2 separate regions of the Homo sapiens genome follow, and region 2 is linked to region 1. A link is an interaction called in ENCODE POLR2A ChIA-PET data of the cell type or tissue named here. Cell type or tissue: MCF 10A. All regions are shown on one strand.

The links. ChIA-PET counts read pairs that join two places held together with the same protein. Peaks named below come from ENCODE experiments on the same cell type or tissue, not always from the same donor. Only the 100,000 strongest peaks of a DNase experiment are listed, where the experiment ranks them.
Region 2: POLR2A ChIA-PET joins it to region 1 with 7 read pairs; 2 of 35 experiments call an interaction of 5 or more read pairs at or near these places.

What each region holds. Positions count from the first base shown.
Region 1 is chr2:59,654,140-59,658,139 of GRCh38, reverse strand. No RefSeq gene overlaps it. Among named protein-coding and RNA genes, the nearest start is that of LINC01793, 440 kb to the right of the region's middle. In MCF 10A, no CTCF peak of the experiment used is centred here; DNase peaks (open chromatin) are centred at 2,109 and 3,139.
Region 2 is chr2:59,785,155-59,789,154 of GRCh38, reverse strand. No RefSeq gene overlaps it. Among named protein-coding and RNA genes, the nearest start is that of LINC01793, 570 kb to the right of the region's middle. In MCF 10A, no CTCF peak of the experiment used is centred here; no DNase peak of the experiment used is centred here.

The DNA of each region.
Region 1 (4,000 bases):
GTCTTTTGATGAATCTGTTCAATCACAAGCTTTTATTGAGCCTGAAAGTTGTCACCTACATTTCTCCTTTGCTCACTAGTCTCTGCCATGCGTCACTATTTCCCTGGCTCTGGTTCATAAGTTGTCTGCTCCCAGGAGGCACAGCTACTCATGCAGCCAGTATTGATGAGAGTTTCCATCAAGAAGTCCATGTCTAGTGGAGGCTGCCACTGCCTGAATCTCTCAGTGCAACCTAGGTTTCCACTGGACAGTGCTATGCCCTCTATGCCCTGGCACTCTGCTGTTCCCTGCAGTAGGGGAGACTCTGGAGCCCAGAGAGGCCCAGGTTGCCGATCTGGTTCATGGGAAAGTGGCAAAAAAGGCCTCCTTTATGTTGGTGTTATTTTCTGCTAGAAGGGGCTTCAAGCATTGTTGACTGTGCCCAAAGACTTAAACAGTATATAGGAAAATCACTTATCCAATAATAGCTTATAACCTCCAAGCTCTCCACAAAACTTGGACACAAGTATCATGAAGGCTGGCTGGATACAGTGCCACCATACCTGAAGCATAGCCCAGTGCTAGGCTGGGGTTTCCTCTCTTAGACGTGCTCTGTGGCAGAACCAGCTCTTCCCAATATGACTTGCCACACTATGTGGAGCTCAGAATTCACTGCACTTGGCGGAATCTTATTTGAGTGTCCCATTTTTCTTTCCTCCCACTGGGTCTTGTTGGGAACATGCAAAATCTGATTTCTTCTCTCTGATCTCCTTAACTCCAGATCTTGGAAACTTTTTTAAAAAGATCTGATAGTCTTCTTATTCAGATTAAAATATTAGCTGAGCCAAAATAGCATGTGCTCTGACTTTTCTTTCATTATAAAAGAAAATCCTTTATAAAAAGGATTTTTTATTATAATTTGAAAAGTGATTTTTTGGGATTCGCACAGTACTATGGATTGAATATTTGTGTTCTCCCAAAGTTCCCATATTGAAACCCTAATCCTCCATGTGATGATATTTGGAGATTGGGCCTTTGGGAGGTAATTAGATCTTTAGGGTGGAGCCCTCATAAATGAGATTCATGACCTTATTAAGAAGAGACACAAGCTTGCCTGTCTCTCTTTTTCCACTAAGTAAAGACAGAGCAAGAAGCTGGCCATCTCCAAACTGGCAAGAGGCCCTCATGGGAACCCAAATATGTTGGCACCCTGAGCTCCATCTTACCAGCCTCCAGAATTGTGAGACATACATTTCTGTTGTTTAAGGCACCTAATCTATGGTATTTTGTCACAGCGGCCTGAGGAGTCTAAGACACATGGTTACAAAATGTTTCATAATTGGCTTGATATTTAACAGATACCTTTAAAAAATCTCATGAAACCTAGACAATCTTGGAATTCTGGACATAGGATTGCCTCAACTTTAGTGTATGAAGTAGTAATGATCTTCAGCAGCTGAGAAACACTAAGTCATCTTTACTTGAAATTCTCTTATTAATCAGTTTATTCTGCCAGGGTTTTAGCTCCTTCATGTTGTACAATACAAGAGATGTATATGGCAACTTATGAGAACACTGTGGGGTAATTATGCTATGTAATGATTGTCAGTCTCTTGGCTGTATTTTCTGTTCCTGGTCTGCTACTTGGGTAGGCCATGACACCTCAGTTTTCATGGGTAGGACCTCTGTATATGTTTCAACTCACTGGCATTTCAAAAGCTTTTAGGATACATTATTTTACTTTCATCTAATTCTCTTCAAAGATCTTCTATGGACATATCAGGCCTTGGTTTAATGATGACTCAAATATATGCCCCCTAACTTTGACCACTTAGAAGAGTAAAAACTATCAATCCTTGTAAATCCGTGTTTGTTGCTTCTCACGGACTTGGTTTTTATTTCTTTTCTTTTCTTTTCTTTTTGAGATGGAGTCTCGCTCTGTCGCCCAGGCTGGAGTGCAGTGGCGCCGATCTCAGCACACTGCAAGCTTCGCCTCCCGGGTTCACGCTGTTCTCCTGCCTCAGCCTCCCAAGTAGCTGGGGCTAGGTTTTTATTTCTACTCTACAAATATGTACTGGACTGGCTCCAAATTGCGCCACACCCCATGTTCCACAATTCTTCTGAGAAACACACACACACACACACACACACACACACACCTTAAAGTATACACAATTGAATCCAATTACTCATTGCTAGGTTCTATCCTATGAGCAATTCTGAAGAAACTTCAAGATTACGAAACAATAGGTACTTCAGACTTTTAAAGCAGAGAAGTTAAACTATTCGTGAAAGTAAGATATCGAAAGAATAAAGATAGGATATGGGAAATAGAAAATCTAAGGATTAAGTCATGGCTTTATAACAACCGCTCTGTCTCAACTGACTCATCTTGGAAACAGAGGTCATTATAGTAGCTGTTCTCCATGTTTTATAAGGTTATCAAGGAAAATAAAACGAAGGGAATATTTTGAAAAAACATAAGGATGGACAGTGTCTGATTTACTGTTGCTAAAAACATCTGATTACCTGCAGGGAACTCAGCAATGCCCAGGAGTCCCACCCAGAATGGAACTGCTATAATATCTGCAAACTTGTATCCCTGTGGGCACAAATCTGTGGGCTTATACTGTTATGGACAGCGGTGTGTTAGGATTTGTCTCATCCTTTATGAAAATTTTTCATCCATTCACTTGACAGAACAAATCAAAACATGTGAGAAGGGATGATTGTTTCAAAAGAAAAGTGGGATGTGCAGAGAGGGTTATGCATGGAGAGATGCCTCGGTGAGTATTGAGAGCAGAGGGAGAGAATGCAAAGTTTCTTAGGACTTGGCAACTGGAAGATTCAGTGAAAGAAACTACGTTCCTTTAAAAAAAAAAAAACAAACAAACAAAAACCATGGGACACCGTTAAAAAAAGGGAACACTGACCTAGCCAGTCTCAAACATTGTTAAAAAGGACTCAAGACCTATTTGTTTTGACTTAGGTGTGCATATTTCAAACACATTTGTTCTAAGCATATTGCAACAGATCTGCATTCTTAGCCAATTCCCCTGAATTCTTAATTCTTGTTAACAACTCTGGCAATTAACCAATTACTCCGACCACTGAAGGGCTCAGGGAGGAAGGGACCGATGATTTATAGCAGCACAGCGTCCATGCTTGTTGAATCAAGCTCAATTGCTGGAGTACTTCATTTAGAGAATAGATGGGGAGGTGAGTAGCCAACAGGCTAAAGACAGTCAAAAGACTACAACTGCCAACAGGTGACAGATTGGAAGTGTTGCTTCCTCTGACTCATTTTTGCTGTTACTTGCCTCCTGTCCTTGTTCCCAAGGCTCACACAAAATCCTGATGTCACTCGGGTGGGTCAGCCAGCTAATCTAGTGTTGAGGGTTTTACAGAAAGGTAGCATCATAGTATTTAAAGAGCCTCAGAGATTGTCTAGTCTATAAGTGCAGGAAGCTGTTCTACAAGGCCCTGGTGAATGACCCTTTAGATCCTTTTTAAATATTATCAGTAATGACTTTGGAAGGCAGCTCATTCCACTGCAAGACAACTGCTTGTTAGAAAATTTCCCTTAAAATGAGATACAATCTGCCTGTTTCTAATATATGCCCATTGATTGCACCTTTGTCTTGCGAAGCAATCCAGAATCACTCCACTCTTGCTCCTAGATAATGTGCCTCCAAAACTTGAGAACAGCTTTAATATCCCCATCCTCTTGCTTCACTGCAGTTCTTCTGATGTTTGTGGGGCAGAGTTTTCTTACCTTTTCCAGTTTCTCTTAAAAACACCATTTTTTTTCTCAATGCCCTTCTTAAATTGCAGCACCAGCATTTTTAACATGATTGCCCATGGTGCCTTCCTTGTGAATCCCATTCCTGCCATTTACATCCCTATATTGTCTTTGGTCCCAATAAAACCATGGATTCTGAGGGACCTATTCAATTAAAGCCAATAAAATGACCAGGACCACGCTGATGACATTTGCTAGTCCTTCCCTGAAATAACTTTG
Region 2 (4,000 bases), 130 kb before region 1:
ACTGATACCTTGGCCTGAGTCACTATCATCTTTTGCCTCCATTATTCCAGTAGCAGTTTAACAAATCTCCTGTCCTCTGTTGACCTATCCCTAACTCAGCAGCGAGATCTGTCCTTCTAAACTGTAAGTCAGTCATGTTGAAAGCTTGTTACAAAGGCCATGAGGCTTTCTGACTTTATCTCCTACTTTTTCTTCCCTTGATCCTTCTGTTCCAGCCATAGTGCTCCCCTAATTTTTCATAAACACGTAACAAGAGTGCTCCCATATCAGTGCATTCAACTCCCTCACTGCCAGGTCATTTTTCAGAACTTGGGTTCTTCATTGAGATTTATTTATTTAACACTGCAGCCTGCCCCCATCCTCAACAACATGGATCCCCCTTCCCCCGGTGTATTTTTTAGTTTTTTCAATAAAACTTATTGGGCATACTGTGTAACTTACATTTTATTTTAGTTATTATTTTTGCTGTTTATTTGTCTTGTAAGCTTTAAGAGGGTAAGTTTCTTTGTTGTTTTTGTTTTTTTCTTTGTTTACACTGATGTGCCCATACGTACCTGGAATAGAATCTGGAATATAGAAATTGCTCAATAAATATTTGTGGCATAACTGTTGATTTAATCCTTTTTTTTTTTTTTTTTTTTGACGGAATCTTGCTCTGTTGCCCAGGCTGGAGTACAGTGGTGCAATTTTGGCTCACTGCAACCTCTGACTCCTGGGTTCAAGCGATTCTTGTGCCTCAGCCTCCTGAGTAGCTGGAACTACAGGTACATGCCACCATGCCCAGCTAATTTTTGTAGTTTTTAGTACAGACAGGGTTTCACCATGTTGGTCAGGCTGGTCTGGAACTCCTAACCTCAGGTGATTCACCCGCCTCAGTCTCCCAAAGTGCTGGGATTACAGGCATAAGCCACCACACCCGGCTAGATTTAATGAATTTTAAAGCTGAGGAAAATGGAGGTCAATAGTAATGATTAAAAACAAAACAGGCCAGGCGCGGTGGCTCACGCGTGTAATCCCAGCACTTTGGGAGGCCGCAGCAGGTAGATCACCTGAGGTCAGGAGTTTGAGACCAGCCTGACCAACATGGAGAAACCCCATCTCTACTAAAAATACAAAATTAGCTGGGCGTGGTGGCACATGCCTATAATCCCAGCTACTTGGGAGGCTGAGGTAGGAGAATCACTTGAACCCAGGAGGCAGAGGTTGCAGTGAACCGAGATCATGCCATTGAACTCCAGACTGGGCAACAAGAGCAAAACTCTGTCTGAAAATAAATAAATAAAATAAAATACTGGAAGGTATTCAGAAGGAAAAACAAAACCTGCCTTCGTAAACAAATCTAGAATAAGAATGCAGATCACTAGATTGCTACACAGCAAGACCTATTATGCTGCCTTGCTTTCTTCAACTTATGTTGGTTGCATTTACATAGGCTCCTTTCTCTAGAGTAGGGGTGGGGCCAAAAAAAGCATAGTAGAATAGTAAGAGGGTTTTTGGTTTAGTTTAGCTTGTTTTTTCCCTATGTAACCCAAAGCATTTTGGCACTGATTTTTAATTTCAATTTTGCTAGTGTCCCTTTTCCTTCTGCCAACATCAACTACCTCAATTATCATGAAATCACAACCATCAAAGCAACTTCTTTAGGATATTCTGCTTTTTCTCCACACTCAGAACATCGAGCATTAGAGCTAGAAAGTTAGAAAATAATGGATCAGGTTCTAATGTCTGCCTTAGACCAAAGGAAATGATTCTCACAGTAATACATTTGGGAACTGAAAACATGGACAAGGAATGAAACACACACCCAAACTTTGTGAAATTTAGGATCTGCATTCAACATGTCACAGCACGTCACCCCACACCCTTCTTTAATGTGTCAGCCCATAGAAAAGAAACATTTTTTTCCTCCCAGAGCTGTTCTCATAAGGTTTCCTAGGACTACCATACCTCAGCGATAGCCTTAGCAATGTCTATTTTACCCCATGGCTTTTTAGATGGGCAGATCTTTCAATATGGCAGGGCAAACAGTGGCAGTTTAGCTGCCAAGTCTTAATTCCCAGGCCAAGGCTCAAGTCAGTAATTTATCTCTGTCTCTCTCTCGCTATGTCTTTATCTCTGTCTATCAGTATCTTAAGATTATAGAAGAAATTGAGAGGGAGCATTTGAATAATGATAGCTACTATTTTTAATCAGAATAAATCAGTTTGTTAGTCATCACAGAATGCTTCTAGGACAAAGGAAGGCAGGGAAAGAGGAAACAGAATTAGATGATGATGACATTGTGGATGTCAACTCTTACTCCAAGCTTGAGTTAAATCCTCCTGAGACCAGTGATCCTGGAAGTGTGGCATGAATTTCCCTGGTTCCCAAAGCAGATGAGCTGTTTCTTTCAAGTATCTGCAGGTCCTCTCTGCCTTCAGACTGCCTGATGTAGAGCAGGCAGGAGATTGTGTGTTTATCTCAGAAGGCCTAGGGTATGTCTGCTTCAGGACACAGAGGCAGTGAGACCTCTAGGATGAGAAGATCAGCACAAGATCTGGAGTGGCCAGCAGAGGCAAAACTTTTGTGGTACAGACGAGGCCCTCAGAACTGCTGAAATTCTTGCTTTTACTTTAACAAGTAGGGAGGAGAGTCTTAATATCACTCATGATTTCCCCCTTTACTGTGTAACAGTGGGCTCTGTCAGCAACCTGGAGAACATTAGCAAATTCATGAATCAGCTTACACGGCTATCATGAAGGGGAATCATTTGTTAGCTTAAGTAAAACCTGGATTAATTACTACTGTTGGTTTGTGGAAATATTGACTAAGGAGGGCTTTAGGATACATTTGAAAAAGGTAAAAAATCTCAGATTCATGGAATGTAAGCCCTTTTTTGTTCATTAGTAGTAGTTGGGACAGTAATAAACACAGAAGCTTTGGTTCAACTGAATGATGGTGATGCAGGAAAAAATAATTAGAGTGCTTTTGGAAAGATTTTTTTTTTTCCTGAGTTTGTCTCTGAGGTTTTTTTCTGTGTGGAAGGGTAGATGGGCAAGACTAGAAAATGCCTCTAAACGTGGCTTTCCTGTGAAGTTGTTATTTCAGTTTTTTTCCTCCTTTTGTGTAACTTTGGAAGAAATAGTCCTAGAAAACCTTATGAGAACAGCCTTGGAAAGATTAAAAAACAAGTGCTTATTTTCTGTTGGCTGACATATTAGAGCGTGGTGGTTTGGGTGATGTGCTGCGGCATGTTTAATGCTGATCCTAAGTTTCCCAAAGTTTGGGTTTGTGTTTGGTTCCTTGTCCATGTTTTCGGCTCTCAAATGTATTACTGTCAGAATCATTTCCTTTGGCTTAAGATCATATGCATGATGCCAACTATTGACTTAGAAAGCATGCCTTGATCAAAGTGTTTATTGATACTAGCACATGCAGAAGAATCTTTGTGGAAGAAACAGTACTATCTCTTCTTTAAAGATCTGAAAGTAGAACCAATCAAGGCTCCCACTGTGGGCCAGAGCATCTTGAGCTGGGTAGAACAATATTCCCAGGCTACATTTTCAGGGACCCTCCTGCAAATAAAGGGGGATTTCCTTTTCCCTTCTACAGCCTGCTTCTTAAAACCAAGTGGAATCTGCCACATAATTGTTTCCATAAGGAGAGGCTTCATTCTGTGTCTGAATCCTTTATGCCCTCATGTCCCTGAGCACGCCTTTCCAAACAGCAGTATGCGGAAAGTCAGTGGAATGGGCGCCACAGTCTGGGACCCCCTACAGTGGATAGAAAAAAACGAGGTCCCAATGCTAGTGCTTGGATCAAAAGAGAAGCAAACAGAATGGTTACACTCAGAAGACCTCTATAGGTCTGGTTATTTATTACCATCATCAAGCAATATTGATATATTTATTCTTTAATAAAAGCTGACCACCCACAGAATCTGAGGGAGAAATCTTGACATTTAGCTCAGGTTTTCAGGGTGAAATTGTTGCTGTTATAGTAAATAGAATTACTTAATGTT